Regions from separate parts of the Homo sapiens genome. Here all the other regions are linked to region 4. A link is a loop called in an ENCODE intact Hi-C map of the cell type or tissue named here. Cell type or tissue: mammary epithelial cell. All regions are shown on one strand. Region 1 has its middle 9.2 kb from the start of HTRA3. Region 2 overlaps TRMT44 (tRNA methyltransferase 44 homolog). Region 3 has its middle 46 kb from the start of HMX1. Region 4 holds the start of CPZ (carboxypeptidase Z). Region 5 overlaps SH3TC1 (SH3 domain and tetratricopeptide repeats 1). Region 6 has its middle 41 kb from the start of GPR78.

Region 1 (5,000 bases), 330 kb before region 4:
CATGGGGGTAGGTCTTTTTCATGCTGTTCTCGTGATAGTGAGTCTCATGAGATCTGATGGTTATTGTAAGTGGGAGGAGGGTTCCTGCACTAGCTCTTTTTGCTTGCCGGCATCCATGTAAGATGTGACTTGCTTTTCCTTGCCTTATGCCATGATTGTGAGGGTTCCCCAGCCACATGGAACTGTAAGTCCAAATAAACCTCTTTCTTTGTAAATTGCCCAGCCTCGGGTATGTCTTTATCAGGAGTGAAAACAGACTAATACACACTCCCTTTGTGACCTGAGCTCCAGCCAAGGAACCCCAGCCCAGGGCTCCAGCATTCCCACCTCCTGCCTCTGCTGCTCCAGTCCTGGTGGGGTAACAGCCCCCTGCTCTGTGCCTCAGTGTCCTCTGAGTGGCTTTTCTGTCCCTCCATCACCTGTGTGACCAATACCCTAAATTAATCACCTGTCTTAAATACCCAGAGTGGTTTCCATCTTTCAGGCAGAAGGTGCTTTTTATTTTTCTTTTGAAATAATTATAGATTTACAAGACTTTGCAAAGATAGGAAGAGAGGTCTCATGCACCCTTCCCCCAGCTTCCCCTAGTGATCTTATGTGACTATAATACAGTATGGAAGCCAGGAAATTGATGTGGGTACAATGCGTGTCCTTAGTTCTGTGTCATTTTATCACGTGCATGGATTCCTGTAAGCACCACCACCGTCAAGACACAGCAGTGTGGCCGCCACAAAGCCCTCCCTCGGCTGCCCTGTGGTGGCCAGACCCACCTCCCCACCCACCACAGCAACTGTAAATCTGAACTTCATCCTTATGGGTTTGTCAATTCAAGATCATATACATGGAGTCACGCAGTAGGTGACGTTCTGAGATTGGCTTTTCCCCTCAGTGTAATGTGTTTGCAGTGCAGCCCCCTTGCTGGGCCATCAGCCGTTTGCTCCTTTTTATAGCCGAGCTGTGGCCACGGTGGACAGTGTGGTCTGTGACGGTGTAATAACTCATCTAGTATGTCTGGTTGTTGACAGTTTCTGGCTGTTACAAATAAAGCTGCAGTGAACAGCTCTGTACAGGTGTTTGTGTACCTGTGTCTTCATTTCCCTGGGACAATCGCCCAGGAGCCAAGAGCTGGGTCGCATGTGTGTGTTTTGGATTGTTAAGAAACTGCCAAAGCATTTTCCACAGTGGATGTACCATTTTACATTTCCCAAGAGGGTTTTGATCAGTATGCAAATCTAGAAGAAAAACACAAAAATGATGATTATTTTTGACTGGCATAATTAAATATAATTTTTTTTTGAGACGGAGTCTCACTCTGTCACCCAGGCTAGAGTGCAGTGGCTCGATTTCAGCTCACTGCAATCTCTGCCTCCTGGATTCAAGCAATTCTCTGCCTCAGCCTCTCGAGTAGTGGGGATTACAGGTGCCCACCACCACGCCCAGATAATTTTTGTATTTTTCGTAGAGACGGGGTTTCACAATCTTGGCCAGGCTGGTCTTGAACCCCCAAACTCATGATCCACCCACCTCAGCCTCCCAAAGTGCTGGGATTACAGGCGTGAGGCACTGCTCCTGGCCAAATATAATTTTTATTCCTTGCATGTATATGCCTGTATCTTCCACATTTTATAAAATAAATCAGAAGGATATCCTGTAAAAATTATTTAACAAAAAGAACACTCTCATGAAATTATGATTTTTAAAAGGAAGATACTGCAAGGTCTGTTAGTGTGATCTTAACTATGTAACGCACACTCACACACACACTTGCCCACACACACACAAACACAGCCCAAGACTCAAGTCCACAGGAGAGCAGCCTGGAGGTCACAAGGCCCCATGCTGACTGGAGATTCAGGTGCAGTTTCCTGGGGCGGTTTTTGGTGGCTGCCATGACAAATGACCACACGTGGTGGGTTAAAGCAACAGAAATGTGCCCCCCCACAGTTCTCTGGAGGCCAGAAATCCTAAATCAAGGTGTGGGCAGGGCTGTGTGCCCCCCAAAGCCTCCGGGGGAGGATCCTCCTGCCTCTGCCGTTCCTGGTGGCTCTAGGTGTTCCTTGGCTTGTGGCCATGTCACTCCAGTCCCTACCTCTGTCTTCACGGAGCCCTCCTTCCCTCTCCTGCTCCTCCTCCGTGTGTCTCTCATAAGGACGATCATCAGTAAACTCAGGGCCTTCTGGCTAATCCGGGATGATCTCAACTTGATCACATCTGCAAAGACACTTTTTGCAAACATGGTCAAATGGTGTTTGCAAAACGCCTGGGGGCTGGGATATGGATGTATCTTTCTCAGGGCCAGCAACCCACCTACTACAGCGGGTGACTTTTGAAATGTTTGCATACTCTGCTACTTTTTAAATTACCCACAATGAGAATGTATATTTTTGTTGTTTATTTTTTTTAGACAGGGTCTCACTCTGTCACCCAGGCTGGAGTTTAGTGGTGTGATCTTGGCTCACTGAAGCTTTGACCTCCAGGCTCCAGAGTAGCTAGGACCACAGGGGCATGGCCACTACACCAGGCTAACTTTTTGTATTCTTAGTAGAGACAGGGTCTCGCTATGTTGCCCAGGCTGGTCTCGAACTCTTGGACTCAAGTGATCCACCTGCCTCGGCCTCTCAAAGTGCTGGAATTACAGGCATGAGCCACTGTGCCTGGCATGAGAATGTGCACTTTTTGTTACGATAGACGATGACTAATAATGCTACTAATAATAAACAGTTGCATAAAAGTAATCGTTATTTTTCCCAACTTGAGAATGAGCCAGAGGCAGAAAGGGAGAGACAGTCGACAGAGCTTCCTCAAACATCCCCACCAGGCGCTGAAGTGGTTCCAGTTCTCCGGCCTTGTAAACCTGCCGGGGGAGCTTCCTGCCGCTGAGCACTTGCGAGCAGCCTTGATTACATTTCCTCGGGGTAGATTCCGGGAGCTGCTGGGCCTGGGTGCACAGGGACACTCAGCTCTCGGTGGCTCTGGAATCTCTCTCTCTCTCTGGCCACCTCCCCCACTCCCCATTCTGTAAGGCACCCAGCCTGGGGTCAGAGAAGCCCGGATGGGGTGAGGTGGGGGCTTGCTCCTGAAGATGCTCTCAGGATTGTCCATGCGTCCACGTGGCTTCTCTCATGGTGCCTGCATCTGAGCCGCTGCTACTTCCTGACAGGGATACAAGGCAGGTGCACGTTGAGGGACCCTCACTCCACCCAGACCGAGGCCTGAGGGGCCAAGTGCGTGGACGCCATCCTTCCAGTCATTCCGTGGACTATCCCTCCAATCGCTGTGGCGAAACGCACTGCTCATGGACACAGCCGAGCACCTATTTCTGAAGGGTCTGAGTTTCTGGGGTCCCACCTTTCTTTGAATTTGTGCTACATTTTCATTAACTTTTCTCACCGAACATGTGAGTACAAAGAGGCACGGCAGGAAATCCCCGGTTCCCAGACGTGGCCCTCCCTGCTTCACTGTGCAGTAGCAACTGCCCCCCCCCCCGATTTCTACCCAGGGAATCAGGAGCCATCGCCCCAGCCTGTGGAATCACCCTCTGGGCCCATTTGTTCAGCAGAACGAGGGGCCCAACTGGCCAGGTGGCAGGTTCGTCTTCTGATTGATGGGGCCATTTCTGTGGCCCCTGTTGGAAGCACTCCTGCCATGGGAACCAAGACTCCTGCCAGCAGAGCTCAAAGAAAATATGGATTTAGCCTTCACTGACAATGTCACCAGCTTTAGTCCAGGCCGCATGCCTCGTAGGGGAAGCCCAGGGGCAGTGTTCGTCCAGAACCAGGGCCTCCCCGGCCTGGGGGCAGCGACGCCTAACCTGGATATTGACAGGAGGAAGAATCCACGGAAGTGGAAAGGGCACTGCAGGGCGAAGGCCTGCAGGCTGGAGAAGGCCGGCATGTCGCTGCAGGAGCCTGGGGAACCGGTGAGCCACAGCAGATGGAGGGGGGAGGCTCCAGAGCCCTCTACTCCACCGCCAGGGCCAGGCCTGCGGGCAGGGGTGCCGGGAAGCGGACGCCTCGGGGGTGACGTCACTGACCACCAGTGGCTGTAGCAGGAGTGGAAGTGCTCAGCCTGCACAAAGATACCACAAGGTCTGTGCTGACCCAGAGACCCACAGATGGGGCAGGGGTGAAGCAGGGGGGCCCCTTTGGGGGCAGGGAATCCACCGCGGCTGCATGGCTGGAGCTTCCTGCCAACTGCAGGAAAATTATAGGGGTCCTTGCCACAGCTGGAGGGAGCATACCGCAGCCCTGCAGGAAGCAGGAACACACTCTTGTCCACCCTCCGGGCCTGCCCAGGGGCTCCTCCACAGCCGCTGAGTGTCACCTCTTGAAGGGTTTGTCATCGTACATATCCATACGGAGATATTGAAGATTAAGGGGACAATGTCTCTGCACATCCAGATGCCACAAAAGTGCCCTCTGCGGACACAACCCTGGCGGGGCCACCTCCTCTCTCGACCCCAGCTGCTCCCCACCCCGTCCTTGCCTCTCCACCCATGCAGCCCCCAGCACCCCTGCCACACTTGGTGTCACATCCAAACCTTTGCCAGGGCCTGCACCCTGGGCCTGACCCCACTCTAGCCCACCCACCCCCGCTTTCACCACCCGCTGCTGCCCCACACTTGGCCAGAAAGAGCGATTCGAGGCCTTCCCTCTGTCCTGGCCTGTCCCTGCCACGCCTATTCCCAGCAGTGGGACGTTTAGGACATGCAAGTGCTGGCGGGTGGCATGGTCAATGCCACCAGCAGCACCCACAGCTGGGCCTGGGAAGAGAATTCCAGCCAAACCTGCATCCAGTCCAGGGCAACAGGGCCCAGGGTTACGGGCACTCCGGCAGGAGTCCAGGGCCCCAGGGTCAGCCCCGCCCTTCTGCCATCCCGCTGTGACCCTGAGCAGGTGATCCCGCCTCCCAGACCCTCGGCTCCGTCCCTGCACTGACTCCCACCAGCCCCTGCTGACCCAGGCTGCTCGTCAGGCCTCATGCAGCCCACAGGACAGGCA
Region 2 (5,000 bases), 130 kb before region 4:
TTCCTGCTCCTTCAAGTCGCAGATAATTGGCTGCGATTGAAGTGTGTTTCAGAAGTTCACAGTGATTTCCCATTTTCTCATTAAAGGCCTAGTTCATTCAGATTCACCTGAAATGTCATTTGGGCAGAAGTTGGCCCGGGGGCTTTCTGTAAGCAGTGGGACTGTGCCTCTGACCTTTGTGTGGACAGGGCAGACTTATGCCCTCTTGCCGCTCCAAAGGCTTGACCTTTTGAAAGTACCGTGGAAGTGTTTACAGCAGCTCACCTATGTCTCTGGTAACTTTATTTGACAAGACTGTGGCTGGCAGACAGTGTGCTTTTAAAAAATAACCCCGTCGTGTCCAGGCCACAGAATTTGATGGCTGCCTTAGCAAGAAAGGGCCCAGCTGATCTGAGTGAAGCCTCGGCTCTGCTGCTGCCCGTGGTGCACTCGGGCTGATCGCGGAGCTCCGCTAAGCCTGTCCTCACCTGTGAGACCAGGAGGAGGCTGCCCGGGTCTCTGTGGGGGCTGGACAGGATGATGTCTTCAGAGCCCACAGCGGGGAGGGCATGTTGTGGGCACTCGCTGGCCGGCTGCCGTCATAGCCGTGCACCAGGAGCAGCGTTGGCTTGTGGCACAGGCCTCAGGGCCGCTGGCGCTGTCACTGCCCTGCTACCGTGGGAAGTTACCTTAGGACTCGCTGCTGAACCGTCCCGTCATCCTCTGTGTCCTCTGTTTTTGGCAAGTCTTGGTCTTCTGAGTTCAGAATTGATTTGGGGAAACTGCTAAAGTTTGGGTCCTCTAGGCGGGTCCGAGGAGCCCGTGGCTTTGATTTTTGCACTTGCTTCTCCATTACTAATTGGTAGAGACCGTGGACTGTCGCTTCATCTCTCTGAGCTTCAGTTTTCTTATCACTGGCAGGTTTGGGGATCGAATGTAAGAGTGGATGTGAACGTGCTTTGTCATTTTTAAAGCAGTTCACACACAGCACATGTCTGGTGGGGACTGGGTGTGTGACAGGCACTGAGAATTTAAAATCCCGCTGGAAGAGCTGGGGAGCAGAGGTGTGGCTGTCACGTAGTGAGGAGGTCGGCTTCCTTATCACCCGCGCCTGGCCTTGTAGTTGATGCCTGGAGAGGAAGCCCAGAAATGAGGTGCCCTTGCTGGGGCTGGGCAGGGCCTGGTTGTCCGGAGGGGACTGTCTGAAGGGCACCCTCCATCGGGGTGTGCGGCAAAGGGAGGCAAGCACGCATGGAGCACCTCTATGGCTCCAGGCCCTCTGCGCAGCCCCCGTATGCACTCGCTGGCTCTGGCAAGGTGGGGACAAAGCTGCCTCCCTTCCCAGCCCCTGGGGCACTCTGCAACTCTGCAGCGTTACCATCAGCATGTGCCCCCGCCGGGCGGCCGAGGGGTGGAATGAGGGGCGGCAGCGGGAAACTAGGACGGTGCGGCTGCCGGGCCCAGGAGTGTGGACTCTTGAGTTTAGGCGCCTTTGTTAGATCTTGTGAAGGTCCAAGATCTAACAATGATGAGAGGGAACCATGGGCTCTTACTGTTTTTTTAATTTTTAAGTTACTTATATTGGTGTCAGTTTTTATTTTGTATTTATTTTTATTGATTTATTTATTTTGAGATGGAGTTTTTGCTCTTGTCACCCAGGCTGGAGTGCATTGGCACAATCTTGGCTCACTGGCCTCTGCCTCCTGGGTTCAAATGATCCTCCTGCCTCAGCCTCCTGAGTAGCTGGGACTACAGGTGAGGGCCACCACGCCCGGCTAATTTTTGTATTTGTAGTAGAGACGGGATTTTGCCATGTTGGCCAGGCTGGTCTGAAACTCAAGTGATCCGCCTGCCTTGGGCTCCCAAAATGCTAGGATGATAGGAGTGAGCCACCGTACCTGGCTGGTGTCAGTTTTTTAAATCAGGATTTTTTCATGATAGACATTGAAAACTTGTGATTTGTACTCCAGGATGAGAGAATTCCATGGAGAACGTTGAAATAGACTAGCCAGCTAAAATACTTGCTTTGCTTTCTTCAAACGCAGGTCTGTCTCGTTGGAAAATCCAGAACATACCCTTCCTCCAGAGAAGCTTCCGTGGATGAAAAGAGGACTCAGTACATTAAGAGCAGGCGGGGCTGCCCTGTAAGCCCACCTGGCTGGGAGCTTTCCCCTTCTCCACGCTGGGTTGCTGCTGGCAGTGCTGGTCACTGTGACGGTCAGCAAGCTCTGGACGCCAGGGTCGGGTGTGTAACCAGGGCCTGGGCCGCTGAGCATGGAGCAGGGCCCCAGGCTGAAGGACCCTGGCTACCTGGATTTCATCCCAGAGAAAAGGCTGAGCGTGTGAGGAACTGTGCCGCCCTGCCACGAGATTTTATTGACCAAGTGGTTTTGCAAGTAGCGAATTTACTGTTAGGTGGAAAGCAATTAAACACAAGAAGTTCTCGAAATGGGAGTTTGAAGACCTGGAATGGGGGAGGTAAGCTGTCCACCATCTTAGGGAGGGGCTAGCACGCTCCCAGGCTTGAGGGCAGGAATTCACGTCTTCAGAACCGACATGAAATGGTGTGGCCCTGTGACTACACACTTTGAAAAAGCCATTGATGGTGGGTGCATAGGCTCTCTTCAAGCAAATTCTTTAAAATTTTCCAAATAGCTCTTATAAACATAAAGGACTTTGTTATTTCCAGGGAGTGACAGAGTTTGGACCCTTAATTAACTTTTACCAAACATGCAGGTTTAGGGGCTAGAACTACTCATTTTCAATCTAGAAATTATCCAAAGAGAAAACAGGTTACTGAGTGCAAGCAAAATGCACTGTCCCCTTGAGTATGTGGTAAGATTTGGAGCTGTTGTGATTCGATAATTTAATTCTCTTTGAAATCCCCAAAACACAACAATCATCCATGGCAAAAGGAGAAAATTACATCGATTGTTCTCATGGGGTGAGTGGTGTGCTGAAATTATGTTCTCAGGTGAGTGGTGTGTTGAAATTAACGGCATTCAGAGAGCCAGCCAGGGCTGTAAGGACCTCGCCTCCTTCCGGGCAGGGATGCTGCTTGGCCGCCAGAGGGTGGTGTAGAGCTGCAGCCAACGCCTGGCTTCTCTTGCAGTTTTGGGAACTGGAGAAGAGCACGGAGCCCCATCCCCTCCCGGCCCCTCCGTCGGTGACTTCTGCCTGGCTGCGCATTTGAGGGAAACCCTTCTTCTCCAGGCTTTGCTTTCCTCACCTATGAATGTTGGGACAAAATCATACCCGTTTCCTTCTTCATCCTTTGTCCTCTTGTACCATGTGTACGTGGGATGGGACCGGGCCATGGAGCATAGACGGCCCCTCCAGAAATCATTCGAACCTGATGGTACCTGGTCAGCAGAGCCTCTAGCCATCTGGCGAGAGTGGCCCTGGCTCAGTGGCTGATGGGGCCGACTAGCTGCAAACCACCAGGCACCGTGGGGCCTCTGGGTTGGCCCTGCTGACTAAAGGCACCCTGCTGTGGTGGGGCTGGAGCACAGAGGAAGAAGGCTGAGGCTGGCAGAGCATGGAGCCCACCACAGGCAACTGGGACCCAGAGCCCCAGGGACATCAGTGTGGTCTGAAAGTTCCCACGTGCAGTAAACAGTGACAGTTCTTGAGTGCAGTTTGACCTTTAAATTCCCAGGAGATGACGGGCACACAGATGTCAGCTGTGCCTGGGATGGACGGCTTTCGGTGGGTGAGGAGGAAGGAGGAACAGACCTGGAGATGGAGAGCGGGGATGGGTGAGCGGTGGGCTCAGTCCTGCCTGCGCCTTGGAACTTGGGAATCAGGGCACCTAACAGGCTCTGGACCCCCGTCCCCTCCAGATGGGTGTCCGTGGGTCTGGGGCTTGTTAGGGACTCTCCACGTGGCCTTGGCCTCTCAGCCCACTGCCTCCCTCCCGCCCACAGGCGGCCTTCAGGGCCTTTGGTCGCCCCCACCCAGCCTGTCCTCAGGCAGGCACCTCTGCGTTTCTGTGCCTGTGGGCCATGTGTGGCTCTGTCTCCAGGACCTCACCCATCCTAGCTCGGCGTCTGTCCCTGTGGGACACTGCTGAGAAATAGGGTAGGAAAGGGCCCTGCCCTCAAGAGGCTCCAAGTCCTGCCTGGCTAGGAGTCAAGACCGCACACGTCAAAGGATGAGAAACCAAGAGGCCGGATATGCCAGGCCAGGAGGCACCCATGGCTGAGTGTGAGATTCCCTGTTATGGAGTCCATGCTGGGCCAGAGCCGGGGCAACAGGGAAGGCTGACTGGGACAATATGTGATCTTTTTTAAAACACTCCCGCTCCTCTCAGAATGGATTTGAGACAGCCGAGAGGTGGACTCAGAAGGTTGGCCAGGCTGGGTGGGCAGGATTCTCGCAGCAGCTGCGACAGCGGCTGCCAGCACCAGGCTCCTGGGTCAGGAGTGTGGTGTCCTGATCCGTAGGGGTCTGACAGGCTCAGCTGCATACAGACAGGCGCCGTCTCCTCCGCTCTCCTGCAGCTTGGGAGGGTGTGGATAAGATGTGAGGTGCAGCACCTGGCAGATAGGAAGTTCCTGGCAAATACATGCAGGAAAACCAGCTTTCATTCATATCCAATTTGATGTTTTGGTAATAAATGACTTTAATGTCACCAGGTTTTCTGATTAGAGCATTTTGAAATACCTGCAGGCTCTCAAAGCAGAAATTCGAATGGGAAAGAGACCATCACTGTGGTGTCTGTGCTGTTCCTTTTTTTAGTGCCTAGCATGGCCTTGCTGGCCACCCTAGAGCCGGTAGCGCCAGGCTGGCTGCCCCATGGTTGGAGCAGCCACTGGGAAGGCTCAGGCCCCAGGCTTGCCAGCTTGGCCTTCCTTCTTTAGTCTGAGAAACCCTGGCTCCAAACAGCCACCCCCCTTCATGGGTCACCAGTGAGAAGAGCTTGAGGTGACCACCCAGAGCAGGCAGCATCACCTGACGCCTGGCCCTGTGCGGGCATGGGGCATGTGTGGGGCTGCGTCTTGTCAGGCTGTGCCACCTTA
Region 3 (5,000 bases), 320 kb after region 4:
GCTCAGGGGCTGGACAGAGACAAGGCGGGCTGGGGGCTACTGTTGCTGCCATACAGAGTCTTCCTCTGTCTGCTCGCAGAATCTCATGGCCGTTGCTGTTACAGGACACTGACTCGAGAGACGAGAGAGACACCAGAACGACACCCACAATTGCTCCTTCCATCTGTTCAGAGAACTTGGGGGTGCCTGCTGAGTGCTGGGCCCTAGTGGGGTGCTGGAGACGCTGTGACGAGGACTCCCCCCAGGAGGGGCAGGGATGCAGCCGTGGGCAGAAGTCATCCCAAGGAGGCAGGTGGTCACCCCTACACAGCCTGGGGCTGGCAGAGGAGGGGAGACCAGGGTCCACGGGGAAGGAAGTTGAAGGCTCAGCAGGCTTCGTGACCTTGCCTGGTGAGTGGGATTTGGACACCCAGGACGGGAAGGTATGGAGGGTGGGGGACGGGAGAAGGAGGACTAGGCTGGGAAGCAGTGAGCAGAACCACTGGGTGCACAGAGCCAGCTGTCGTGTGCACACCTGGTGCTATCAGGGAACCGTCGGGTGCACAGAGCCAGCTGTCAGGTGCCCACCTGGCGCTACCAGGGTCCCCACTTGGATTATGTCTGGTGGGTGGACTCTGGAGATGGCAGCTGCTGCTGTCTACAGCGCCCTGTGTCCTAAGACCTGCAGCTAGCCGACAAGGCTCCGGTGATGTCCTAGAGTGTCTCAGGACAGAGGGGGCCTGTGGAGCTCACTCCCTCCCCTCCAGCCGAGGCCTCGCCATGCCAATCTTCATGCCACCTTGCTGTTTCTTGGGCAACACCTGTGTCTCTGCCCAAGCTGTGACCAGGTGCAGGCCCCCGGCTATCGGCGTGGGAAGAGCAGCTTCTGGGGGGTCTTCTTAGGACCTGGAGAGCTGTGGCTGTGTGGGAGGGTGCAGGGAGCAAGTGTCCTCTTAGGGTCAGGAGCCCCCTCTGACCCTGGTCACTGTCCAGTCATCAAGTGGGTTGCCTGGGGTGGTGAGCAGCCTGTCCTTGAAGGTGTGAGCCGGGACCGTGTGCTCGGCTCAGCCAGACAAGTTTTCTCAAGCCAGAACTGCCCTGAGCGCTCGTCCAAGCGGCCCCCACCCCCTGTGCCAGCCTCGCTGTGCTGTGCAGTTCCAGTTCCATCACAGCAGTTCTTCCTCTGGATGGGGACAGACAGCCCAGCCCTGAATTATTCATGCTGACTCTTGCAGTCTCCGAGCTTGACACCCCATCAAGGAAATGCGTGGTAAATGCAGTGATTTATGCAGGTACTTAAGGCCACAGTGGCTCTGCCCAACCGCCTGGAGGTGATCCAGGCCCCATCTCTCCCCATGCAGGCTTCCTGGAGGTTCCTGGAGGTCTGGCAGTGCAGGTGGGCAGGACCCTTCCAGTTGGGTACCAGGAAGGGATGTGGCCTCTGCGGGGTGCCCCAAAGGGATCCCTCACCTGGAGTGCACTCAGAGCCCCCCTCCCCTGCTATCTGGGCCTGGGCTGAGCTCAAGGGTCCCAAGCAGAGGGAAGGCCAAAGGGGAACACTGCAGAGGGATGCTGGGAAACCCTCTTGCCAGCTCCTGTTCACTGCACTTCACAGTGACTGAGCCTGGGAAACAGCTCAGCTCACTGCAGTTGGGCAGAGAGGGAAACTGAGTCATGGGGTCATTTACCCAGGCCACATGATCAGTCTTTCCCCCATGATCTCTAGGATCTAGGCTAGTGGGGATCATATCTATATCTGGGCATCTCTCTGCCCAGGTTGAGCAATATGGACAAATCATTCATTCATTCATTCATTCATTCATTCATCTGTTCCCAGCTCAGCCACCTACTGGCCTGAGGCCTTGGGTTAGGGACTCAGCTCCCACATGCCTGGTTTCATATGCAGAATGGAGACGACAGCTCCTGCCTCACATCTGTGGTGGGAACGACATGAGTTAGTGCAGGTAAAGGGTTCAGAACAATGAGGTGCACAGAGCCAGCTGTTGGGTTCACACCTGGCACTATCAGGGTCCCCACTCGGATTATGCCTGGTGGCTGGACTCTGGAGATGGCAGCTGCCGCTGTCTACAAGGCCCTGTGTCCTAAGATGTACAGCTCGCTGACAAGGCTGCGGCAATGCCCCAGAGCTTCTCAGGACAGTGGGGACCTGTGGAACATCAGGCAGTACGCACTGGTCGGTACTTTTAGCAGGGCCTTTGGATGGAGCGAGAGGCCTCCCTGCCACACTCCAGCTCCTGACCCTTGTGCCTCAGGCCCAGACCCAGTCCTACCGACGAACATTCACAGAGTATTGCTGTGTGCAGGCCCCCAGGCTCAGGGCTGGGCTAAGCCACTGCAAGAAAGCCATCAGCAGCCCCTCCGCTGGACGCTCTTCTGGGATCCCTTGAATGGGGAGGGACCAGGACTGCTCCAGCCACAGCCTGGGAGAGCCACAGGGCAGGTGCCAGGCGGACTGAGGCTGAATGGAGAGAGAGAGAGAGAGAGAGAGAGAGAGAGAGAGAGAGAGAGAGAGAGAGAGACAGAGAGAAACCCCCCAGGCAGGCCGACCTGGGGATAGCTGAGCAGGGGCACAGAAAGGCAGGGACAGATGAGGAGGAAGGCAGAGACTGTGCCCTCCCTCAGCTCCTCAGCGGCGTGGGTTCCTCTGGCACTGACCTGACCCGGGAGGAGATGACGTCTGCCCCAGGAGGGCCCCCTGCTCAGATGAGGTGCCCTGTGGCAGGGAAGCCCAGGCGGCTGTGCAGAAGAAGGCTGGGAGCCCAGCCCACCCATCCGCAGTGCCCAGAGAAGCAGGCAGGGCCTGTCTGTGGCACAATGGTGCCACCCAGTGGCCATACCCCCAAATCGCACCTGTGCCAGGACCAAAGCTGGGCAGGCAACCCGCGAGAGGTGGAGGTACCCTGCGACCTGAATATTTAGTAAATACAAACTCCACGGGACACTCAGTTAAAGGAAGATTTCAGACGAACGTTGAGTAATTTCTTTAGAATGTGTCCTAAATATTGCACCGGACAAACTCACACTAAACAGTGTTTGTTTATCTGAAATTCATCTTTACCTGGGCTTCCTGTATTTTATCTGTACTTATTTACCTTAGCCTCAAGTGACTTTTAGGACAACAAAGGTTTACTTGGGGTAAACACCATTGGGCTGTTGGGCCTTGGGGTATAAAGGGGCGGTTCTGCTGCCTCCTGCTTATTTCCTGGGGCTTAGAGCAAACTGAAATAGACAGGGGCGCTTCCTTCGGGGCAGGCACCCTGCTAAGCAGTCAGGTATTTAATCCTCACGCACAACCCATGTGGGTAACACCACTGTGTCTTCACTTTACAGATGGGGAAACTGAGGCTCAGAGAAGCAAATCGACTTGCTCCTAACTAGAAGGTGACCTGCTGTGCACTGAATGTTTGTGGCCCCCCAGTTCCTTCCTTCCTTCTTTCCTTCCTTCATTCCTTTATTCTTTCTTTTTCTTTCTTTCTTTCCTTCCTTCCTTCCTTCCTTCCTTCCTTCCTTCCTTCCTTCCTTCCTTCCTTCCTTTCTTTCTTTCTTTCTTTCTTTCTTTCTTTCTTTCTTTCTTTCTTCTTTCTTTCTTTCCTTCCGTCCCTTCCTTTCTCATTCTTCTTTTTCTTTCTTTCTCTTTCTTTCTTTCTTGCTTGCTTGCTTGCTTTCTTTCTTCTTTCTTTCCCTCCCTCCCTTCCTTCCTTTCTCTTTCTTCTCTTTCTTTCTTTCTTTCTTTCTTTCTTTCTTTCTTCTTTCTTTCTTTCCTTCTTTCTTTTTCTTTCTTCCTTCTTTCTTTCTTCTTTCTTTCTTTCTTTCTTTCTTTCTTTCTTTCTTTCTTTCTTTCTTTCTTTCTTTCTTTCTTTCCCTCTCTCTCTCTTTCATTCTTTCTTTCTCTCTCTTTCTTTCGAGATGGAGTCTTGCTCTGTCACCCAGGCAGATTGTGCAGTGGTGCAATCTCCACTCACTGCAACCTCCGCCTCCTGGATTCAAGTGATTCTCCCGTCTCAGCCTCCTGAGTAGCTGAGATTACAGGCACACAGCACCACATCCGGCTAATTTTTGTATTTTTAATAGAGACGGGGTTTTGCCATGTTGGTCAGGCTGGTCTCAAACGCCTGATCTCAAGTGATACCCCCGCCTCAGCCTCCCAAAGTGCTGGGACTATAGGTGTGAGCCACCACACCCGGCCTGCTGCCCACCCCCCATTTCTATGTTGAAGCCCTGATCCCCAGTGTTAGGAGGGGACTGCAGGAAGTGATTATCTCATCCCACGGAAGGCCTCATAGAAGGATCGGTGCCTTTATAAGAAGAGACCAGAGTGTGTGCTCTCTCCCTGGCCTCCCACCACGTGGGGACACAGCATGGACCAAGCAAGACAGCAGAGAGCCTCATCAGACACCACTGTGTGAGCACCTTGACCTGGGCCTTCCAGCCTCCGGAGCTGTGAGGATGTCCACGTCTGTTGCTTCAGCCCCACAGTCTGTGTTACTTTTATTACAGCAGCTCGAACACACAAAGACACTCTCTAAGGGCTCCGCTTCGAGACACTGCCCCTCCCCTGCACAGACACCATTGGGGGTGACTGGTACATTGTACCGATCGGGAGCCTGGGAGAGTGGGATGATACCACGGACAGTGCCAGAGCTGAGACTGGCACCAACATCAGATGGGCCCTGCCTGAGGTTGGCAGAGAACTCTGCCTGTCTCTTTCAGGGGAGAAGAAGCCATGGAGGAGAAGTGGGGGGCATGCAGCTCCTGGGCCACCGAGCCCGGGCCGGGCCACTGCACTTCCCAGCAATGCTGTTCCCAGGAGGGCGTGCTGTGAAGTCCCCCAAAGAGCAGAGAGCGGCTGCAGCTGGCCTGGCTGCAGAGAGCCCACGGCCATCACAAGGGCAGGTGCAGCCCAGGGCCGAGTCCCAGCTCCAGGCTGGCTCCAAGGATGTGGGGACAGGCCATCTGGGGCTTGGGCTCCCTTGTCCTTCCCACCGTTCCAAGAGGGCTAG
Region 4 (5,000 bases):
AGCTCCACAGTGCACTCAGGTGGCAGATGGGGAAACTGAGGCCCAAGGAGGGGCGGGGAGCCCCTTGGACGGGGCGGGGCACTCCGCCCGGGGCAGGCAGGGGCCTTTATCTGCTGTCCTGCCCCTCCTCCTCCCCCAGCGGCATCCTCTCTCTAGCTTCTGGCGCTGCCCACTGTAACCCGACTCCGGCATTTGCGTTTGGGGCGCCCTCCCTGCGCCGGGGGCGGGAGCCCAGCGAGCGCAGAGCCCCGGCCCCGCGCGGCCCGAGTGCCACATCACTGCGCTGGCCGTCCAAGGTCCGCCGCCCCACCATGCCGCCCCCGCTGCCGCTGCTGCTCCTTACAGTCCTGGTCGTCGCCGCTGCCCGGCCGGGGTGCGAGTTTGAGCGGAACCCCGCCGGTAAGGCCGTCCCCTGCCCCCACCCTCCACCCTCCACCCTGCAACCTCTGGGGAGTGTGATCCGTCGCTTCCCAGGGGCCCGGGAGCTTTCTTCCAGTAGGTCACGCGCCTATGGTCCTGGCGAGAACGTCTCCAAAGTGGGCAGCATGTGGCCTGGGACTGGTAGTGTGACCTCTCCCCTGGACGGGGACACCAGGGAGGCTCTCTACGGCATCCAGGCCGGGACCCCAGGCAGCAGAGGGTCACCACGCCTGGGCCGGGGGGTGAGATCTTTTTCCTGTCGGACACAGCAGCAGGGGCGCCCTGCAGGTGGGTTCGAGGGAGCAGGTGCCAGGACTTTGCAGGGTGAGAGGCCATCTAAGGTCCCCGGGTCTTTCCAGGAACGGGACAGTCTCTCTGGGCTGTGGCAAACTCTTGACCCCTCCCTCCCAGCTGGGGCTGTGATGTGGACAGCAAGTCTCCGGAAGTGGCCCTAAGGGCTGGGAGGGGGCGTGGGCCCCCTGGAGGGATCTGGGGCCCGGAGAGGGAATGGACGCAGGGATCCTCTGGGAGGTCTGCCCGCACGACCTCACCCAAGGGGTGTGCAGCGGGGGTGGGGAGCAGGAAGGTAGAGGCTGGGGGCTGGATCCTGGGCTCCCGTCTGGCCTCACGGCCTCTCCAGGTGTGGGGGTGCATCTAGCCAACCGTGCTCAGGACTCTCATCAGAAGCAGACATCTGGGCTCCTGCGGGAGTGGGGCCGTGTGTGGGTTCAAGGGTGCAGGGTGTCAGGTTCTGAATCGCTTGTTCTCTGGGGTTTGTGGATACCTGAGAACTGCCTGAGCCCTGCGAGTGGATGTGCCAGGACCACAATACCCCACCCCAGTGCGCTGTGTCGACACTTTTCCTTTCCGTCCTGTTGATGCCTGGATTTTCCTCCCACCTCTGCTCCTCGCCTTACCTCTGGGCTCTTTTCTACCCGCTGCGTGTGTGCTCATGCAGGTGTGCAGGTGGGGTGCTGCTGGAGCTTGTGCCGTGTTGTGGGTGGGCCTCCCCTTGGCCCCTGAGAGCCCAGACAGTATCTAGAATCATAGGCTTGTTGGAGACCACAGCCCCCTCCTCCAGGAAGCTCTCCTGACCTGCCCTTTCCCAGGAAGAAATGCAGCCTCCTCCTCTGCACGCAGGCAGCACAGACCACCCTGTCCTCACCCAGCAGGATGCATGGGCTGGTCTCTGTCCCTGGCAGGTGCTGAGCACAGCCGTGGCATCGGCAAGTGTTTCTGGGAGAAATCACTCATCCCCCAGTCCAGTCTCCCCTCTTATGGACGAGTGTGGAAGTCAAGGACGTTTCCAGCCCACAGGCAGAAGTGGGCAGAGCCGGTCACCTGCAGTGCAGGTCCCCCACCCCGGGCTGCCATGTCCCTGTCTCGCCATCTGGGTCTTGCTGAGAGCAAGCCTGGTGCTCTCTCCTCTCTGCCTCACCCTTCCCTGGTGGAAGATTCCCTGTCCTCACTGGAGCCTGGGGACGGAGGTAATTTTCATGTCCTAGGGTCTGGGATTCAGATTCTGACTCCTCAACTCTGCTGTGTGACCTGGGCAGATGGCCTGACCTCTCTGACCTCATTCAGGTCTCATCCCTGACCCAGGCACAGCCACTGGTCAGTTGAGGAGGGGGAGGACTGACGGGCTGTCACTCCCCTGTTGAAGAAATGCTGCCACCTCGTGGTTAAGAGGCTTAGAACTATTTCAAAAGCCGCTTTCAGACCAGTGCTGTCCAACAGAAACACAAAGCCATCCACGCACAGAATTTTATATTTTCTAGTAGCCACACTAATGAGGTAACAGAAACAGGCGAAACTGATTTTAATAACAAATTCTTTTTTTTTTTTTTTGAGATGGAGTCTCACTCTGTCGCCCAGGCTGGAGTGCAGTTGCGCAATCTCAGCTCACTGCGAGCTCCACCTCCCGGGTTCACGCCATTCTCCTGGCTCAGCCTCCCGAGTAGCTGGGACTACAGGCATCTGCCACCGCGCCCAACTAATTTTTTGTAGTTTTAGTAGAGACAGGGTTTCACCGTGTTGGCCAGGATGGTCTTGATCTCCTGACCCCGTGATCCACCCGCCTTGGCCTCCCAAAGTGCTGGGATTACAGGCGTGAGCCACCACGCCTGGCCTGTAACAGATTCTATTTAACCCAATATGTCCAAAATATTCCAGCATTTTGGCATTCATATAAAAATTATTAATGAAACACACTGTTTTTAGTACTAAGTCTGAAATTTGGTATGCATTTCACACATCGCACACATTGGTTTGATCTTGCCACATGTGAAGGGCTCAGTGGCCACGTGTGGCTCGTGGCTGCTGTACTGGAGACCATGGCTTGAGAGCCTTCTAGGGGCATAGGCTTTCACCCCACTGTGCGTTTGCAAGTCTGCAGGGGGATCCGGGGATGTCTGTGTCCCACGGTGGTTGGGGTGGGGAAGCAATGGTGAATAGCCTAACCAGCCACAGTCGTCCTGGCTTTGCTCTGTGGCTGCCAGGGCAGGTGCGGCCTGGGAGAGGCAGAGGGTGGGCTTTGGGTCAGCAGGCCCACCCCCGTGTGGTAAGGGGCAAAACCAGAGGCCTACGGAGGCCAAGGCAGCTGGCAAAGGCCCAGCCACATCATGGGACTAGCTGTGTGGTCTTGGGGCAGTTGCAGCCCCCGAGGGCTCCTCCCAGACCATCCTGACTCTCTTGTGGCCACAGCAGCACCCACTGGGGCTTGCTGATTGTTGGGGGAAGAATTGTGTTTTCCAGAAAAGACATACTGATGATGTAATCCCTGGCACCTGTGAATGGGAGCGTACTTGGAAACAAGGTCTTTGTGGATGAAATCTGATTCAGATGAGGCCTCACGGGATTAGGGCAGGCCCTAAGCCAATAACTGGTATCCCTAGAAGAAGAGGGAGATTTGGGCAGAGACAGACACAGGGACAAAGTTCACACATGACAACAGAGGCAGGGACTGGAGTGCTCTGGCCACGAGCCAAGGAGCACCTGGGGCCACCAGGAGCCGGGAGGGGCGGGAGAGTTCTTCCCTTAGAGCCTTGACAGGGAGTGCGGCCCTGCAGACCTGCAGACTTCCAGCCTTCCAGCCTCCAGGGCTCTGAACTGTTGTTGCTTTTTTTTTTCAAGATAGAGTCTCTCTGTCACCCAGGCTGGAGTGCAGTGGTGTGATCTTGGCTCACTGCAACCTCCACCTCCCAGGTTCAAGTGATTCTCCCACCTCAGCCTCCCGAGTAGCTGGGACTACAGGTGTGTGCCACCATGCCCGGCTAATTTTTGTATTTTTAGTAGAGACGGGGTTTCACCATGTTGGCCAGGCTGGTCTTGAACTCCTGACCTCGTGATTCACCCGCCTAGGCCTCCCAAAGTGCTGGGATTACAGGTGTGGGCCACTGCACCCGGCTGTTGTTGATTTAACCTAAGCATGGTGGGCGCTTTGCTAGGGCAGCCCTGGCAAACAAACCCACCCCTCTCTGTGCCTTGCACATGGCGGCCAGTGGAAGTGGGGGTGACCCAGCCAGCAGACACTCTTCCTGCCCCTTGGGAAACCCCGATGGGGCTGCATGGCTTATTGTGGGGTCACAGGGGATAGTCCTGCTCCTGCCCACGATATGCCCCAAGACTCTGTGTGTTGAGCATTCACTGGGCACCTCACCCTCCTGTTGTATTAATCTTGATGGATCCTCCAACAGCCCTATGAGGTAGACGTGATCCTTATCCCAATCTACACATGAGGAAACTGAGGCACGGGCAGTGGTTCATCCTGGAGTCTTAGTGCCCTCATCTGTGAACAAGGGAGACTGGAAGCCACAGGAAGCCAGGAAGGATCGCCTGTCCAGTCCCTGTGTGATGGTCCAGTCACTTGTGTGGGCGCTTGGTGGCTTTGGAGGAGCAGGTGCAGGGATGGACACCTCACCTTGTAGCTCCCTGAGGCCAGCAGAGTTCCCAGGGTCAAGTCAAAGTTAGTTCTTCCAGTCGCTCATGTCTGCTGAGTGAATAAACAAAGTTCCAGGTTCACCCAAGCTCGCCAGCTCAGGGCCAGGCCACGCTCAGTGCCAGCCGGGCACCGTCAGAGCCTTGTGATGGGTACCCAGGGAGTGGAGCAGGGGTGCTGGGCTGAGATCACCTTGACCCTTGAGCTGACTGTGCTGTAGCATCTGCCTCGGTCCAAGCTCAGTGCAGGATGAGACCACGGGTCAGCTGAGTGCAAACCCTGCTGCCAGAGTGGCCCCACTGGTGGCCAGCTTTGCACACCGGTGCTCGCTCAGGGCCCTGCACAGGATGGGTGCTCACACAGGGCCCTGTGTGGATGCCAGCCTTTTATCTGCTCTTCCCAACATCACCCAGTTGTCTTTAGCCACACTGACAGGGGGGTGAGGGCACAGTATTTCAAGCAGAATCCCGGACCAGCTTTTTTTTCATTCCTTTTTTCCTAAAGTTCAAGCTGTCATGCCTCCTTTATGCTGCAGATTGGTGGAGTCTGGGGACGCTCTGTCTGGACCATGAAGGCCTGGGAGTCACGTGAGGGTGCCAGGGAGGGTGTCTGGACAGTCTCACGCCCACAGGCCCGTGACAGT
Region 5 (5,000 bases), 350 kb before region 4:
GGCACATGCACACAGGCACACACACAGACATGCACACACACAGGCACATGCACACGCAAATGCACAGAGGCACACGCACACAGGCACGTGCACACACACAGGCATACACGGACACAGGCACATGCACACAGAGACACATATGCTTTGGCTGGCTCCTTCCTGTTTAGTTGGGATGCCACCCGCTTCAGGAAGCCCTTGCCTCCCACCCCAGGCTGAGTCTGGGGCCTCCTGGGCCCCCACAGGCTCCTGGGCTTGCCTCTGCCACAGCCCTGGCCACCCTGTGTGATCAGTGTTCACTCCCAGGTCCCCCAGAGGAGCAGGGACGTTAGGCTCAGCCATGCACCCGGCACAGAGTCCAGTGTTCGGTGGGGCTGGGGGGCGTTGGATGAGCAGTGATGTGACTCGGGCCCTTCTCGCACCCCTGCCCTGTGTGTGGGGCGGGGCCGTGAGGGCATGGGCTGCTGCATCTTAGACTTTGTCCTTGGCCCTGGGAGCCATCTTGAGATGGTAAAGGGGAATGGGCCAAGCTTGGGTCTTAGAGAGGTCCCTTGGGTGACCCCCATGTGGAGGAGGTGCCTGGGGAGAAGCTGGGTGGGGGATGGGAGGGTCAAGGAGGAGGTCTGGGAAGTGGCATCCCAACCCAGGGATGGTGAGTTTGAGCCACAGATGCATTGAAAATGGGAGTGGATGTCTGGGGCATCACACTCCGTCAATATTTCAGGGAAGATTCCCAGAGAGGACACCTGGGAGATGCTTTTATACCTGGCCCGGCCCATGGAGGGCCTGGAAATGGTCAGCATGGACAGGGGCCAGAGGGAAGCCTGGGTCACTCAACACTGTGCCCCTGCTGTGGCTGGGAGCCATGGGTCCTGCATGGAACTCTCAGAGCAGGCAGGATCCGCCCCAACCTCAGCCCACGGGGAAAGCAGCCACTGCCTGCAGAGAGGGTGGGGCTGGGACAGGAGGCTCGGGGTGAGTGGGGTGTAGGGACAATCAGGAATCCTTCCAGGGGGTGCCAGGGCCGTCTCCACCTCCTGCAGCTGAGCCCACAGCAGTGTCACAGGCTTCGGGGCTCATGGGGTGAGCCAGCATTGGCCGGACATGTGGAATGACCTGGGCACAGGAACGGCCTCTGGGGAGACTGGCTCCGAGTCCCCCTTTTGCTGAGCATGGCCTGTCCCCTTCAGGACCCGTTTGATGCAGCCGGGTACTACCAGCTGGCGCTGGCAGCCGCCGTGGACCTGGGCAACAAGAAGGCACAGCTGAAGATCTACACGCGGCTGGCCACCATCTACCACAACTTCCTCCTGGACCGTGAGAAGTCGCTCTTCTTCTACCAGAAGGCCAGGACCTTCGCCACAGAGCTCAACGTCCGCAGGGTCAACCTGCCTCCTCTGCCACTCTGCGGGTGGGCCCCCTGGTTGGCCCCCAGCCACCCTCGCTGAGGACAGCATCCAAGGGAGTGGGTTTTGTGCAAGGGCTGGGGGTCTCCTGCCTCTCCTGGTGTCGCCGGTGGCTCATTTTCTGGCAAATGGAGGCACGAACGCAGGGGCCAAATAGCAATAAATGGGTTTTGTTTTTTTTTTGCAATAACTTATTGAAGTCAGCAGGGCATCCTTCCCTAGTATGCTTCCTGGGGCGTGTCTAGGGGCCAGCTCCCTTCCCTGGGGGCAGCCCTGCTGCTATGTCCTGATCTTGGGTATGAGAAGGACCCCGAGTCCAACAGACCTGTGCCAGGTCACCATGAGCCTGGGTTTCGTTGGCGGCCAGAGGGGAGACGGTGGTGGAACTCCCTGGGCAGCTGCTCGGAGCTTTTGCCGTAGGTCTTGTGCCACCCTTGCCTTTAATCCTCAGGCCACTGTGCGCGGAGGTGGGGGCTGCTAGTGCCCCCATTCGCCAGTGAAGAAATAGAGACACAGAGAGGTTAACTGTCTGGCCCACCATCACACAGACGCAGAGCCCAGTGCGCTGACCACACCACCCTGCCGGCCTGCTGCCAGGAAGGTGCCCCCATTAGGACCCAAGGTCAGTTCCTGCACCTCTCTTGTGGTGTCAGGAGAGCCACAGGGCGGTGAGGGTGGCCCAGGGGATCCCCCACTAAGTGTCCTCTGGTCCCAGACTTGGCTGGGCTGAGCCTGACCAGTCCCACCTCCAGCCACTGGTCAGTCCTGTGGGAAGTGAGATGCAGGGATCTCTGCCTGTGTAGACGCTGCTGCCCAGTGTTGAAAGCCTTTTCTGGGCTGCCCCTCAGCCCTCCCCATGTACCCCTCCCCTTCCGGCCCCCGGCCCTCATCTCAGTCCCCAGGAATCCCAGGTTTTCCTTCTTGGAATCTCTTGGCCCCAGGAAACACGGCTCACACGGTCTCTTCGCCAGTTTACGGCAAGGAAACCGAGGTTCAGAGATTGTGGGTGCCCCACGTGATTCTCACAAACACTGCACTCTCCCAGGCCCCTCTTTTAAACACTTTTAAAATGAGGTGACATTCACATCGCATGAAATTAACTATTTCAACGTGAATAATGTGGTGGCATTTGTGCACTCACAGTGCTGTGCACCCACCCACACCGTCTAGTTTCAAAAGGCATTCATCTCCCCAGAAGAAACCTCCCGTCCTCATTAAGCAGTTACCCCTCCTTGGTATCCCCCAAGCCCCTCTCCTGGGGTCCGAAGAGGGACTTGCCAGTGAGCGGAGCTCTGATAATAAGGAATCAGGCACCCACTGCTGGTCCAGGCCTGGGTTGGTTTTCCACCCAGCAGAGGTGGCAGAGCCAGGAGGGTCTGGGAGCGCTACAGGGGAGCCCCATGCTTGCCGCCGGAGCCCTGCCCCGCCCCGAGCTTCCCCACCAGGGGGCAGCAGAGAGCTTTCCAGAACCCGCCGCGGGGCTGGAGGGAAGCAGTGGCTCAGAGCTGCTGACAAACCTCATGTTGACCCCAGACCGCTGTCTCTGTGGGTTGGGCTTGGGAATTGGAGAGGAGGCCGCATGATTGGAAACATGAAGACGGCACGGCCTGGCTGGAGCAGCGGGAAGCGTCGTCACGGTCACTGAGGACACAGACCTCCTGCCTGCCGGGCCGGGCCTGCAGCCATTCCTCTCGGGGTGGGGTCTGCAGTTCCGGGTTGCTCTCAGCCCCCGACCTGCCTCAGAGTCCTGGGGGCTTTGGGACTGTGCCTCCCCATTTCCACCCACCCTGGCTGGTGCCATCAGGGGCCTGGATCCTGGGATCCTGTTCCTCTCGGGCAGCAGAGCATGGGGGACCAGAGGAAACGGTGGGTCTTCAAGCCCCACATTCAAACCCCAGCCCACCACTCACAGTCTGGGGGTTCGGGGTGAGGGAGTTGATTTCTCTGAGCCCCAGTTTGGTCACCACTAAAATGAGACTGACATACTGGGGCAGAGTGCCAGCCCCAGGGCCAATAGAGGCCTGTTTCCTACTAACAATACTTCTTACTCCTAAGAAAAGCTCCAACAACCACACGCTATGGAACACTCAACCCAGGTCAACTTGTCAGAGACATGTGAACCAGAGCAGCTCCATCTTGAATGGGGGCTGGGTAAAGTGAGGCTGAGACCTGCCGGGCTGCATTCCCAGGAGGTTAGGCATTCTTAGTCCCAGGATGAGATAGGAGGTCGCACAAGATACAGGTCATGAAGACCTTGCTGATAAAGCAGTTTGCAGTAAAGAAGCCGGCCAAAGCCCACCAAACCCAAGGTGGCCACGAGAGTGACCTCTGATTGTCCTCACGGCTCATTATATGCTAATTAGAATGCATTAGCTGCTAAAAGACACCCCCACCAGCACCATGACAGTTTACAGATGCCATGACAACGTCTGGAGGTTACCTTATAAGGTCTCAAAAGGGAGGGGAGAAACTCTCAGTTCTGGGAATTGCCCACCCTTTTCCTGGAAAACTCATGAATAGTTCACCCCTTGTTTAGCATATGATCAAGAAATAACCATGAAAATGGGCAACCAGCAGCCTTTGGGGCCGCTCTGCCTATGGAGTAGCCATTCTTTTTTTTTTTTTTTTGAAATGGAGTCTCGCTCTGTTGCCCAGGCTGCAGTGCAGTAGCGTGATGTCGGCTCACTACAACCTCCGCCTCCCAGGTTCAAGCAATTCTCCTGCCTCAGCCTTTCTAGTAGCTGGGATTACAGGAACCCGCCACCACGCCCAGCTAATTTTTTGTATTTTAGTAGAGACAGGGTTTTGCCGTGTCGGACCAGGCTGGTCTCGAACTCCTCACCTCAGGTGATCCACCTGCCTCGGCATCCCAAAGTTATGGGATTACAGGAGTGAGCCACTGTGCCTGGCCAGAGTAGCCATTCTTTTATTCCTTTTCTTTCCTAATAAACTTGCTTTCACTTTATGGACTCGCCCCGAATTCTTTCTTCTGTGAGATCCAAGAACCCTCTCTTGGGGTCTGGGTCGGGACCCCTTTCCAGTAACAAACTTGCTTAACCTCTCAGACCCTTCGTCTCTTCATCTGTCACCAAAGACAAAGCCTACCCCAAGGTTCCAAGAGTGAGGAGAGAATGCATGGGAAACGAGGGGCACAGAGTTGGTGTGCAGAACCAGGCAGCCAGTCCCGTTGTTCTGTGGTGGGTGGAGGTCAGGGCTCGGCTGGCTAAGGCCTAAGCCCACTGGTCTCCAGCCCTGCTCTGCCCGTCGGAGGCTGGTTCCCGGGCAACAACCGCCGCAACAACAACCCCCTTCAGCAAAGTAGGCATGAGATGAAGAGATGTCCAGTGGGCACGTGCCCAGCTCTACGCAGCCAGTGGTCTCGCAGCCCAGAAGCCAGCTGCCCCAATTTTAGAAGGAGGCGGCCATGATCCCCAGGTTAACTCAGTCACCTTCCCACACACATTCAGCAAGCGCCCACTGCATGGGCTGCAGAAACTGCCTCAGGCAGGTGCAGGGAACTCCAGGAGTGTTCCAGGCCCTCCCAGAGGTGCTCCTGGGACTGCAGCTGAAATCACACTCCTTGTTGGGGTCCCTGGA
Region 6 (5,000 bases), 56 kb before region 4:
GTAATAGAATTTTTGTCCCAGATTTGCTGTAGGATCAAGGAAAGGACATCAGTTGTCTGGCCCCATGTTATAAGATCAAGTCCCCTTCTCCATCCAGGTCTTTCTGGCACACACAAGTACTGGGGGACGAAGGGGAGGAGGGGCCATCACCTCTGGCCGGGACCTGTTTCATATCTAGGAAAGGTCCAGTGATGGAGACAGGAAGGGCAGTCTGGTGGAAGGCCCAGCCTGAGCAAAGGCTGAGAGGCAGGAAAGTACAGGTATTCCTGGGACGCAGAGGCAGCACAGCTGCCTGGGAGATCTGCTTGTGCTGGTGGAGCTGGGGCCTTAGCTCAGCTCTGCTGACTCTCGGGAGATCCTTCCAGAACACTGACCATCCACCCACCCTTCCCACGCTTGCTCAGGTTGGTTTAGCCGAGCCGAGTGTAATGTAATCGGTTGCAGAGGACAAAGGGAGAGTTGGGGCCAAGAAGAGCTCTCATCCTTCCTGTGATTGCTGAAGTCTGGCACACGTTCAAACTGCGGAATGACTCAATCGAAAAGTGAAAGTGGCAGAGTGAGGAGGTCAGTGGCAATGGTTTCACAGAGACTCCTGGACCAGGAACCAGGCTGCCTGCTTCCAGCCCCTCCATTCATTCTGTCTGTCCACCTGCAGACCTTTTGTCACGCCCCATGCTCCATCGCCACTGCTCTTAGTCAGGCATGGGATCTGGGAGCTGAGACCCTCCTAGGGCCTGAAGACATGTTCTTTCCTGATAGGAGAAGGCTGTCAGGGGAAAGGGGAGCTGAGACCCTCCTAGGGCCTGAAGACATGTTCTTTCCTGATAGGAGAAGGCTGTCAGGGGAAAGGGGAGCTGAGACCCTCCTAGGGCCTGAAGACATGTTCTTTCCTAATAGGAGAAGGCTGTCAGCGGGGCTGGGAGCTGAGAACCTCCTAGGGGCTGAAGACCTGTCTTTTCCTGATAGAAGGAAGCTGTCAGGGGAGCTGAGAGAACCTCGGCAGGTGGGGTGAGGTGGGGTCTTGGCTTGTAGGAAGGGCAAATTCTCAGGTGACATGTCCCCTGAGCTGGAGGTCATTGTGGATCAGACCCCGGCCCAATTGCCCAGGGCCAAGCCCTGCCTGGGTGTCAGCATCATTAGCCACGTGTTTCTGGATACCAGGAGGAATGTTCCAGAGACCCCAGAAAAGGCCTCTTCTTGCTCAGACTGGCTCTTTATTGCCTTTAATCTGGCAAACCTCAGGACAAACCTTCCCCCAAGGCCTTGTGGGATGGAAATGGGGAAGACAAAACCCTGGGTTTACAGCCCTGGCCTCCTGGGATGGACTAGATTTGGGAGGCCCAGGGAGAGAAGACGTGGTGGTGAGAGCAGAGGGCGGCATCCAGGGCGCATGCAGGGCAGGTCTGCAGTCAGGCGTGGGGTGAGGATGCAGCTTGAGCAGCAGTGGGGACAGAAGTGGGGAATCTGAGGCCAGGTTGGGTCTGATCCGAGGGCAGTGGGAAGCCACCTGAAGTTCTTGAGTGAGGAAGTTGAGATCCAGAAACAACCTTAGTCCCTTGGGCCCATCAGAGTTCTTCACTTACAAGTAACGGAAGCTGACCCTGGCCGACTGGAGCCAACGAAGAAGGTACTGAGAGCACTTGGAGCCCTTGCAGGGGCGAGGGAGATGCTGCGGGACCAGGGTCTGAAGACAGCAGAGTGAGAGCAGGGCCCCAGGGAGGCAGGAGGGCTGGAGTGTGACTTCTGCGTTCTGTGTTCTCTGCCTCCAGATTGTGCTCCAGGGAGGGAGCACGGGGGACCAGGGGGAGTTTTGTGTGCCCCTCCCAGCCAGGCCAGTGGAGGCTCACTGATATCTCATCAAGACTGTGGGTGATGATAAGGGATGAGTTCCCAAGGAGATGTCTGTGGTCCCAGCAAATATGGTTGGATGTGGGGCAGGCAGAAGGGGGAGTGCTCACGCCAGTCCTCATCCTCACCCCAGAGAGGCAAGTGGCTTGCTCAAGGACACAGGTGAGTCAGTGGCCAAACCGTGCCAAGTGGCCAGCTCACTGGTGACTCAGGCCTCTGTCTTCCTCTGCCAGTGGGTCATGGGATGAGTTGAAGACAACGTTTGATGAAAACAAAACTTCTGGGGATGTATAAGATGGGTACTGAGAGCAGGTGGGACCAGACAGAAGGAAGAATGGCTCCAGGACATGGCCATGGGCTCCGCAGTGGTGTAGATGGGTTCCAACCCCAGCACGGCCACTTGCTGGCGGTGTGGGACTTCACACACATTGCAGAACCTCTTTGATCCTCTCTCTAACTTCCCTGAGGGGCATGGTAACTGTACAGGGCCATCGTGAGCATCAGAAAGGATGACGTATGACGTGCCTGGCATGCAGTCCGGCCTGATAGGTGTGAGTTCCTTCTGGGTCCCTGCCACCAGGGGAGCTGGAAGGAGCCCCAGAGTGAAGTCATGAGCACTGAATTCAATTCCTGGCGGCTTTGCTGAAATTCGGCTCCAACCTGTCCTGGCTCCCAGACCACCAGCAGCTGTGCCACACAGTGTCTACGGCCTGAGACACACTCATCTGCCATCCCCAGCATCACGTCAGCACCACGGTGTCCTTGCTATACTGAGGGGTCCCCCATCTGTCCCTCCTACTCAATGGGAGCCCCTTGAGGTCAGAGATCACCTGTGGTCACTTTTTGCCACCAGCACCCAGGAAGGGACCCAGCATCACCAGTGACGGGTGGATGATGGATGAAGATGAAGCAGTGAATGTTCCACTGCAGAAGAGCCCTGGCAAGCTCCAGTGCCAAGCTCCTCTGTGCACACAGAGGGTAGTGACTGAGCTGCCTTAAGCCTGACATGGGATGCCCTAGTGCCCGGGGGTTTCTAGCTGCCCCTAGTCCTGTTTGCACCAAAGGAGTATGTGTAGGATTGCACAGGAGCCATCACCTGCTTGGCACCTCGGTCTTTCTTTCACCAGAGGAGAAGGAAGTGAGGAGAAGGCTTTGGGGTCCCATGAGGCTGGGTTCTTGGGGCATCACCTGCTCTCGAGTGTTCTGCAGAGCAGACTCACTAGCCCAGTGCACATCACTCTGCCACTCTCAAGAGTGTCCGGGGCATACCGCATCCACCTAGAGATGCTGGGGATTTCCCAGTGAGATTTGCTGCCACATGGAAAATTCTCTCTGCTCTTACAAGAACAGGCTCATTGATAATGTTTGATTGAGGGGGCTTTTCCTACATTCAAAATAATGCTCATTTACTGTCAGATATTTGGAAACTACAGAAAAACACTGTGAGGAGAGTATGAATTGCCTTTCAAAGAGAAAGTAACTTCCTGCCCTGTCTCTGGGTATGCAGAGGCATAGAGACACCCACACTCCCATGAGCTCAGCTCGTGCACACACAGGACCAGGAAGCCGGGGCGGCCTGGGTGGCTGTCTCGCTTCTTGCTTCCCTTTAACTCAATGTTGGATCCTGAACATGCCGTCGCACTCCTCGCCTGCGATGAAGGCCTCTGCCTCTGTGGTTTTATTTGGTTTCAGAGTCAGCACATCCATCTCTCTGCTCCCAAACAAGAAAAAACAACACAGTAACAGCCGGTTACAGAATGCCAGGAGTTCTCAGAGTCCTGCGCCTTCTTGCACAATCCTCTCAGCAGCCCTGGGAAAGATGGTGGCTATTATCCCCGTCTTACAGAGGAGGAAACTGAGGCACAGAGAGGTTCCGGTGGGGCAGGGGCGGGGCCTGGGGCTGTGGGCACCATGTGTGTCACCTCCCCCGTGTGATCCATCTGTCCCTTTCTAAGGTACAGAAGCCCAGAATTTCAGACTTGATAGCATCTGGACCACGTTTCTAGGCTGCCGAACAAAACACCACCAGAGTGGCTTCAAACAGCAGATGTGTGTTCTGGGGGCCGGAAGTCTGGGATCCAGCTGCCAGCTGGGTTGGTTCATTGTAGAGGCCTTCAGGAAAATCCATTTCACGCCTCTCCCAGCCTCTGGCGGCCCCAGGCATTCCCCGGCTTGTGGCCGCATCCCTGTACTCCGCCTGTGGGTTCCCAGGGCCTCCCCACTGCGGGCCTGCTTCTCTTCTCCAAGCATCTTCCCCAGTTGGGCCCTGGACTCAGTGGCACTGGCCACTGGATTTAGGGCTCACTTGGACAATTCAGCAGGATCTCATCTCAAGATCCTTAAATTAATTGTGCTAAGAGCTTTTTCCAAAGATGGTGACATTTGGGCCCCCATTCACTCAAAGTCCCCTGGCTGAAGCCACCCCTTACAGCAGGGAAGCTGAGGCACGGGGTGGGGAGGGCCTGCCCAGGTGCCCGGCCCCGACTCCTTGCTCGGGGTCTTCAGCTTGAGTCGCCTGCCATCCTAGGCTGCCAGAGACTCCAGCACCCCACTCCAGAGACTGCGTCACGCTGTGGCCCTCAGCTCAAGGATCACCCATTCGAAAGCCCACTTTTGAGCACCCACTGCAGTGACTTGGGGTACAAATCACCCCTCATCCAGTAACCCTGCCCATCTGAGAGCTGTCTTCCCAATATGCCGGTTCACATGGACTCAGGTCCCTGCCTCTATTTTGTGAGGTTGGAGCACAAAAATGATACAGGGCTCTTATTTTTTATTTTTGAGAAGAGGTCTCACTCTGTGACTCAGGCTGGAGTGCCGTGGTGTGATCACAGCTCACTGCAACCTCAAATCCCAGGCTCAAGTGATCCTCCCACCTCAGGCTCCCAAGTAGCTGGGACCACAGGTACACACCACACCAGGCTAAGTTTTGTATTTTTTGTGGAGATGGGGTTTTGCCATGTTGCCCAGGCCTGGTCTTGAACTACTGGGCTCAAGTGATCCTCCTGACTTGACCTCCCAAAGTGTTGAGATTATAGGCATGAGCCACTGTGCCTGGCCAGAGCTCACTTTTATGGGGTCATAGAAAAGGGGGAGTGTTGGGAATGAAAAGGGAAGCATGACAGATGGCCTCATCCATTCATTCTTACACT

What was found. Peaks named below come from ENCODE experiments on the same cell type or tissue, not always from the same donor. Only the 100,000 strongest peaks of a DNase experiment are listed, where the experiment ranks them.
Region 1: a loop joins it to region 4, with 10 times the contacts of the local background. A loop is called at or near these places in 52 of 110 quality-filtered maps.
Region 2: it touches region 4 in a loop (17-fold over the local background); 94 of 110 quality-filtered maps call a loop at or near these places.
Region 3: a loop joins it to region 4, with 5 times the contacts of the local background. A loop is called at or near these places in 59 of 110 quality-filtered maps.
Region 5: it touches region 4 in a loop (19-fold over the local background); 50 of 110 quality-filtered maps call a loop at or near these places.
Region 6: it touches region 4 in a loop (2.1-fold over the local background); 8 of 110 quality-filtered maps call a loop at or near these places.

What each region holds. Positions count from the first base shown.
Region 1 is chr4:8,258,074-8,263,073 of GRCh38, forward strand. No RefSeq gene overlaps it. Among named protein-coding and RNA genes, the nearest start is that of HTRA3, 9.2 kb to the right of the region's middle. RefSeq lists an enhancer at 1,445-1,946. In mammary epithelial cell, a CTCF peak has its summit at 2,800; no DNase peak of the experiment used is centred here.
Region 2 is chr4:8,465,890-8,470,889 of GRCh38, forward strand. It overlaps TRMT44 (tRNA methyltransferase 44 homolog), which reads left to right. Exons shown (of 11, transcript NM_152544.3): 9 at 2,025-2,457. Among named protein-coding and RNA genes, the nearest start is that of TRMT44, 28 kb to the left of the region's middle. RefSeq lists an enhancer at 2,960-3,079. In mammary epithelial cell, a CTCF peak has its summit at 3,051 (motif pointing right); no DNase peak of the experiment used is centred here.
Region 3 is chr4:8,915,348-8,920,347 of GRCh38, forward strand. No RefSeq gene overlaps it. Among named protein-coding and RNA genes, the nearest start is that of HMX1, 46 kb to the left of the region's middle. In mammary epithelial cell, a CTCF peak has its summit at 2,836 (motif pointing left); no DNase peak of the experiment used is centred here.
Region 4 is chr4:8,592,523-8,597,522 of GRCh38, forward strand. CPZ (carboxypeptidase Z) reads left to right here and starts at 243. Exons shown (of 11, transcript NM_001014447.3): 1 at 243-399. The coding sequence starts at 312. RefSeq lists an enhancer at 1,246-1,920. In mammary epithelial cell, a CTCF peak has its summit at 2,087 (motif pointing left); no DNase peak of the experiment used is centred here; H3K27me3 peaks cover 572 bases.
Region 5 is chr4:8,239,511-8,244,510 of GRCh38, forward strand. It overlaps SH3TC1 (SH3 domain and tetratricopeptide repeats 1), which reads left to right. Exons shown (of 18, transcript NM_018986.5): 18 at 1,188-1,593. The coding sequence ends at 1,445. Among named protein-coding and RNA genes, the nearest start is that of HTRA3, 28 kb to the right of the region's middle. RefSeq lists enhancers at 1-80, 2,550-3,111 and a silencer at 2,828-2,957. In mammary epithelial cell, a CTCF peak has its summit at 2,835 (motif pointing right); no DNase peak of the experiment used is centred here.
Region 6 is chr4:8,536,853-8,541,852 of GRCh38, forward strand. No RefSeq gene overlaps it. Among named protein-coding and RNA genes, the nearest start is that of GPR78, 41 kb to the right of the region's middle. RefSeq lists enhancers at 3,075-3,164, 3,435-3,594. In mammary epithelial cell, a CTCF peak has its summit at 1,938; DNase peaks (open chromatin) are centred at 499 and 2,039.